2 separate regions of the Homo sapiens genome follow, and region 1 is linked to region 2. A link is a contact called in ENCODE Hi-C or POLR2A ChIA-PET data. All regions are on one chromosome and are shown on one strand. The core of a region is the stretch at or near the end of the contact, and the rest is flanking DNA. Distances in the headings are between cores, read along the strand shown.

What was found. A loop is a pair of places that touch in the nucleus more often than their neighbours do. ChIA-PET counts read pairs that join two places held with the same protein, here RNA polymerase II (POLR2A). Pooled maps may share reads with other maps.
Region 1: a pooled map shows a loop between it and region 2 (2.8-fold over the local background). The contact joins the enhancer-like site here to the promoter of ARMH2 in region 2. A Hi-C loop is called at or near these places in 1 of 168 maps with a recorded cell type or tissue (HepG2), 2 of 37 single-sample maps with no recorded cell type and 11 of 50 pooled maps. POLR2A ChIA-PET finds 5 or more read pairs at or near these places in 5 of 52 experiments (AG04450, GM10248, Panc1 and 2 more).

The regions. Positions count from the first base shown.
Region 1 is chr6:25,069,550-25,073,194 of GRCh38, forward strand. No RefSeq gene overlaps it. Among named protein-coding and RNA genes, the nearest start is that of RIPOR2, 140 kb to the left of the region's middle. Within about 2 kb of position 1,327, at least 6 of the 41 ENCODE cell types and tissues checked have a DNase peak (open chromatin) inside an H3K27ac peak, as active enhancers do.
Region 2 is chr6:24,796,793-24,800,523 of GRCh38, forward strand. ARMH2 (armadillo like helical domain containing 2) reads right to left here and starts at 2,125. Exons shown (of 2, transcript NM_001282492.2): 1 at 1,801-2,125; 2 at 543-1,045. The coding sequence starts at 2,065. The coding sequence ends at 618.

The DNA.
Region 1 (3,645 bases), core at 77-2,576, 270 kb after region 2:
CATGGCATTTCAAAGTTAAGGGAGTCTAGCTTTTGTGTACTGAAGGGAATGTTCATTAAGAAATGAATGTCTTAGACATAGGCCCCTTTCCTATTCCTGGTTGGCCTAAAGATGCATAATTTGAAAAAAAAAAAAAAAAAAAACGGCTCGGGGGGTGGTTGGGGAGAAGTGACTTCAAAACACAAGAAATAACATTGCTTTGCCTAATAAAGTGACGTTTGAACTCCTCTGCTTGGCAAGTTAGGAAAATATCCCTTCCTTCCTAAAAATGGAGACAACTTTCTGGGAAAATAAACATTTATTGCTCAAAGGTCTGTGGGTTTGAGTCCACCTTCACCTGCATGTTTAGCCATGGGAAGATCTCTAAGACAGCCATACTAAGAGTGTACCTGCCTGCCCTGGATGCCAGGAGGCCTTGAAGTCCAAAGCCAGCAGGGCTCCCTCCCTCTCAGCCATGGACCCCGGGGTCTTGCAGTGATACAGGTGGTGGCTGATTGCATCTATGAAGCCATTGAGGAATTATTAGTGTGAATATTTCATTTGGAAATGCACTGCCTAGGAACAGGCATGGTCCTAGGATGAGTTCCTATGAGGTCCTAGGATGAGTTCCTTTGAGTGGAAGAGGTCTCCTAAATCTTGGGTGAAGAATGCCTGGGTGAGATAGGAAGGAGAGATACATTTTTTTCCCTCTCCCTATAAAGAGGCCTGGATTTGAGAGCAGGAAATAATGATTAGGAGTTGTGTGCATCCCAAAGCACCCTCCTGTGAAGGGAGCCTTAGAGATGGGTGTGGTGGGGCATGCTTGTAGTCCCAGCTACTAGGGAGGGTGAGGTGGGAACACTGATAGAGCCCAGGAGTTTGATGCCAGCCTGGGAGACATAGTGAGATCTTCCATCTCATTCAGGAAGGAAGGGAAGGAAGGGAAGGGAGGGAGGAAGGTAGGAAGGGAGGGAGGGAGGGAGGGAGGAAGGAAGGAAGGAAGGGAGGGAGGGAGGGAGGGAGGAAGGAAGGAAGGAAGGAAGGTTAGTTTTTCACCAAAATAAGAGGAAGTCATACTTAGCATAAAACTTTAATTTTTAACCTTCTGCTCTGTAGTGTCCTTAAATACCCAAAAGCTTCGGTGAAGCGTGCCGCACATCAGCCTGCAAGGCAGTGGGGTGAACAGGACGCTACAGGGTGGAGGGGGTATCTGTGTGAAGACTCAAGGGAGAGCTTCCAAGGGACCACTGGGACCCCAAAGGAAGCCCCTCTCTTCCTAGATACATCAGATGAAACAAACTCTTGAAAAGGTGAAAGGCAGCCGCTTTAATTACTTTGAAGTCCTCATGGAGTCCACAGCTACAGCTTTCAAAGGGGCAAAAAGGAACTAGTGTGCCGGCCGCAGGGTTTTGATGTGGTCCTCTTCCGCCACCTGTCGACAACATAGGCTCATTGCAGTTTCCTAATGTACCTACTTGCAACTGTTCAAGGTAGCATTTTCTCCATTCAAATTAAAATTGAGTCCACAGGGAAAATACTTATTCTTACAATTCTAGTTTAACTATTTTTTTGGTTCAACTAACCTTGATTTTTAGCTGTTAAAATAATAACATGGCCATGACAAGAAGGCAAAGTTCTGATATCTTTTTTCTTACGTTTGGTTAATGCTTTAGAATATATGGAGGCACTGAATAAGGTTTTCGTTGTTTCTCAGAAAACATTATCCCCTTAAAGGTGTTGAAGGCATTTTTGGAAAAGAAAGAGTGCACGAGTAACATTTGCAAACAGCAGAGTGGTAGTTTCTGCAGAATTAACATTGTGGAGCACCGTGGGAAATATATGTTTAGGTAGAACACAGAAGACTGTCCATGTTACATGGGCCTGCACATTCACTGGAAGACTGAGATGCATCAGAACAATTGTTCATATCCTTTGATTCCATAATCCAATTTCAAGAATTTTCTTGCAAGAAAAGAATTTAAAACATGAAAAATGTAATATGGATGGTATCTTCATAAGATTGTTTAATAGTCAACAATTGAAGAAAAGTTGAAGCTATGGCTCATTCAGAATATGGAATATTATAATTATTTTAACATGTAGTAATATGAAAACATGATGTCTAAGAAGATATAAAATATCTAACTAAAAATAGAAATATTTAATAAAGCTAGAAAAGAATACTAAAAATATTATAACTGAGTTACAGCGGTAGAGTTAAGGGTTTACAATGTTATATATACTAATGTTTTTGTTTTTCTAATTCCACAACAAATATAAAAATGCTTTATAGTAATACATTTAAATGGTACAGAAGCATATAGAGTAAGAGGTAGAAGATTCCATTACCTTCCTGTCTTTCTTCTCCCTGTTAATAGATTGGTGTAAGTGCTTCACATCTTTGTCCTTGGAGTTACACACACACACACACATGCACATGCATGCACACTTACACCCACACATGCATATATACATTATATATTATTTACAGGCATACCTCAGAGTTATTGTGGGTTTGATTCCCGACCCCCGCGAGAAAACAAATAATAAAATGAGTCACACAAATTTTTTGGTTTCCCAGTGCATATAAAAGTTATGTTTATACTATACTATAGTCCATTATATGTGCAAGAGCATTATGTCTAAAAACCAATTATATATGTTAATTTAAAAAATGGTTCATTGCTAAAAAACATGCTAATGATCATCTGAGCCTTCAGCGAGTTGTAATCTTGCTCGTTGAGGGCCTTGCCTTGATGGTGGTAGTTGCTGAAGGCTAGGGTGGCTGGTGCAATTTCTTAAAATAAGACAGCAATGAAGTTTGCCACATCAATTGACTCTTCTTTTCACAGAGGATTTCTCTGTAGCATGTGATACTCTTTGATAGCCTTTTAATCACAGTAGAATTTCTTTCAAAATTGGAGTCAATCCTCTCGAATCCTGCCACTGTTTTATTAACTAAGTTTATGTTATATTCTAAATCATTTGTTGTCATTTGGACAGTGTTTACAGCCTCTTCACCAGGAGTATATTCCATCTCAAGAAACCATTTTCCTTGTTCATCCATAAGAAACAACTCCTCATCTGTTAGTTTTGAGATTGCAGCAAGTCAGTCACATCTTCAGGATTTACTACTAATTCTAGTTCTTTTGCTATTTCAACCACACCTGCAGTTACTTCATACACTGAAGTCTTGAACCCCTCAAAGTCATCCAAGAGAGTTGGAATCAACTTCTTCCATACTCCTGTTAATGTTGATATTCTTACATCCTCCCCATGAATCAGAGATGTTCTTGGTAGCATCTAGAAAGGTGAATCCTTTCAGAAGGTTTTAAATTTACTTTGCCCAGGTCCATGAGAGGAATTACTATCAATGGCAGTTGTGGCCTTATGAAATGTATTTGTTAAATAATCAGGCTTAAAAGTTAAAATTACTTCTTGATCCATGGGCTGCAGAATGGATGTTGTGTTTGCAGGCATGAAACCTTAATCTCCTTGTATATCTCCATCACAGCACCAGAGTGACTTGGCACATTGTCAATGAACAATAATATTTAGAAAGAAATAATTTTTTTCTGAGTAGCAGGTCTCAACAGTGGGCTTAAAATATTTAGTAACGTATACTGAAAACAAGTGTATTACCTGAAAACAGGCTTTGTTGTTCCA
Region 2 (3,731 bases), core at 875-3,374:
TAGGTTTTTCAATACTAATCTGTAGGTGCAACCGGGGAGGTTGGAATCTTGTGGCCTCTGGCTGTATGACTCCTGAGCCATAATTTCCAGTCTGTGGCTAATGTGTTAGTTTTATAAAAGCAGTCTGGTCCCCAAGCAAGGAGGGAGTTTGTTTCAGGGAAGAGTCTAGGTAATCATCTTTGTTTCATAGTTAAACTATGAACTAAATTCTTCCCAAAGTTAGTTTGGCCTATGCCCAGGAATGAACAAGGGCAGCTTAGAGGTTAGAAGCAAGATGGCGTCAGTGAGGTCAGCTTTCTTTCGCTGTCAGATTTTTCTCACTGTCATCATTTTTGCAAAGGTGGTTTCATTCATATTCCGCATTGTATCTAACTGCGTGCTTTAACATCTTTATTTCCTAATGGGAAAGAATACACTCATGAGCAAGCTCAATGGGCTCTCTCTACGAGGTAATTTTAAACAGCATTTCTTTTCTGAAGTTTGATTATTGCAGTTAACTGTATGAAAATCTATACAGAACTCTTCAACTACAAAGGAAAACATCGATTTTTATTGTTTATTTCAGTTTTCCAGGGTAATACACAGAGAGCTGCAACATGTAACTGGATTTAGAGAAACTAATTCCTATGAAAACCAATTAGGAAATACAGCACCTCTGCAAAATTCTCTGTCCATCCAGACCAATTCTCAGCAGCCAACATTTGCAAATGATATTTTAGAGCACTGTGGTCTTTAAGCTCCTTGACGCAAGACAAGTTATTGCATGTCATGACAGAGAGAACGTAACAAGTCCAAAATTTAAGGAGGAGGTAGCTGTTTGTTTCACTTTTGATAGTAGACTCGAATCTGCCTTCAAAAAAACTAATGAGAATAGGAATAAATTGCAGACTTTTGGCTCTTTTCTGGCTGACAGGGTTTAAGTAACACCAACATGCCACACTCTGGAGCAGCAGGATCTTTATTTTTGGTGCCAACTCCTCATCTTGCAACAAGTGAGCCACTTCTTCCATGTACTCAGCTGCAAAGTTCCCAGCAGGTGGTCCTCCTGTAAAACAAGCATTTGCATTTCCAGAAGTATTTGGTGTATCTATTAGCTAGTAACACTTTGGAATGCTTATATGTTCATATTCTTGTTGCCCTGTAGAGGATACTTTGGATACTTTGAATTTTCCTGTCGTTTTCCCCCACCTCCCACGCTGCTGCCATGAAGACCAGAAAGTGTGTGTTGATAAGCAAGCAGTGATATGAAAAACCTGGGAAGGTCTCTGCTTGCTGGTCTCCTCCCTGGTTCCTTTAAGCAAGCACCCAGGAGTGAGTATTTCTTTCTTTCCTTTTTTTTTTGAGACGGAGTTTTGCTCTTTTTGCCCAGGCTGGAGTGCAATGGCACGATCTCAGCTCACTGCAACCTCTGCCTCCCGGGTTCAAGCGATTCTCCTACCTCAGCCTCTCGAGTAGCTGGTATTACAGGCATGCACCACCATGCCCAGCTAATTTTTTGTATTTTTAGTAGAGACGGGGTTTCACCATGTTGATCAGCTGGTCTTGAACTCCAGACCTCAGGTGATTCACCCACCTTGGCCTCACAAAGTGCTGGGATTACAGGCGTGAGCCACCGTGCCTGGCCAAGAGTGAGTATTTCAAGGTGAATAAAACCTGGTTGTGTTCGCTTAGCAAATATCCCTCATCCAATGAAATGTTATCAGAATTTTAAGATTACAGCTAAGAAAAATTACTAAACTACAGTGTTATAAAATGAGTGTCGTGAAACACTCATTTTAGCACAGCCATTTAGATCAGTACCTGTGAAGGCCAGCAGTCCAATTTTCTGGGCAGCTTGAGCTCTCTTCTCAATGGGTAGAGATTCATTCATCAACACTTGGCCAAGTACAACAATTTTTTCCTCATGAAAATAAGTCTCAGCTGAAGGGATTTTTTTTTCCTTCTTCTTAACAAAAAAGCCCTTAACAGTGACACGCCAGAATTTCTGGAGACGCCGACACAGCCCCGCAAAATACCCATACATCTTAACCCAAATTTGCGTACAAGAAAATCGGCTGTTAGCCATTGTGTAAAAAGGCCAGTGGTCCTTCAGGTACACCACTGGCAGTCACAGGAGTTCACAGTCAAGAACTCTGGAATGCATCACTTAGCAACACTGTGGAATGGAATATACAAACCAGGGGAAAGCAATATATGCCTAAATTCTTCAGCTTGTCATTGAAAGCCTTCTACTATTTGGACTAAACAATTTTACTTTCATTTCTCTGGTGTACAAAACCTCAACTTAAACTTGTTTCCCGTAATGCGCATGAATCTCACTACTGTCTTTGAACCTTTGCTCAGGCAGGGTATATTTGGAACTTGCCCGTTCTAGTCTGATTATTCCCACATGTACTTTGCTTCTTTCCATTGATCTTTCATAGTATTGTTACCTCTTTTGCTTGTTTGCTACCCAAAGAGAGTTCTCTACATCATAGATTTATCTTATTTTGCTGAGAAAATAGAAGCAATGAAAAGAGAACTTGCATAACTCTTACCAGTGCATCCACCCACCTATCTGCGTCTACGGTACCCATAGACTCTGTCTTTCCTCCTGTTACTGTGGATACCCTCTCTGTTTGTGCAGTAGATGTCAATCAGCTCCTCTCACCTCACTCAAGGATGTTGCTCTTCGGTTCTTCTCTTATCTTGGTAATTTTTCCATCTCAACTGGACCCTTTGCATTATCAACAAACACGCTGTGCTTTTTTTCTCATTAAAGAAAGAAAACTCTCTTGACTTCATATGCTTTCTTCCCACAGCGACTGCACATTCACTTCCCTGCTCTCCTTTACAGTACAGCTCTTTAAAGAGCTGCTATACTCACCATCTCCAGTCTTTCTCATTCTTTCTTGGATGAATTCCAAACAAGATTTCAACCCCATGACTCCACTGACATTGCCTGTCAGGGTCATTGAATTGTCAGTCTTTGACATTTGACACTCCTTTCTCTCTGAAACACTTTTCACCCAGCTTCTAAGATACCACACTCCTAATTTTTCTCCTCCTGGCCACTCATCATTTTCCTTTACTGGTTCCTCTTCTTATGACCTCTAAATATTGGAGGGCCCAAGGCTCATCAGTCTTTGTATGTGTTCTTCTTTTCTTTTCTTTTCTTTTTCTTTTTCTTTTTTTTTTTTTTTGAGTCATGGTCTGTCTGTGTCCCCCAGGCTGGAGTGCAGTGGCATGATCTTGGCCCACTGTAGCCTCGACCTCCTGGACTCAGGTGATCCCCCCACCTCAGCCTTCTGAGTATCTGGGACCACAGGTGCACACTACCATGCCCAGCTAAATTTTTTGTAGGGATGAGGTTTTGCCATGTTGCCCAGGCTGGTCTTGAACTCCTGGGCTCAAACAATCCACCAACCTAGGCTTCCTAAATGCTGGGATTACAGGCGTAAGCCACCATGCCCGGTCCTTTTTTCTTTATCTATACTTCCTAGATAAGATCAAGCAGTTTATGGCTTTAACTATTACCCATATGCTGAAGACTCCCAGTTATATATATTATATATTATATATATATTAATTATATGTATATATAATTTTTTTTGAGACATGTTCCCCTGTTGCCCAGGCTGGAGTGCAGTGGCCCAATCATAGCTCATTGCAGCCTTGATCTCCTGGGCTCAAGTGATCCTCCTGCCTCAACTTCCTGAGTAGCAGGGACTGTAGGCCACCACACCTAGCAA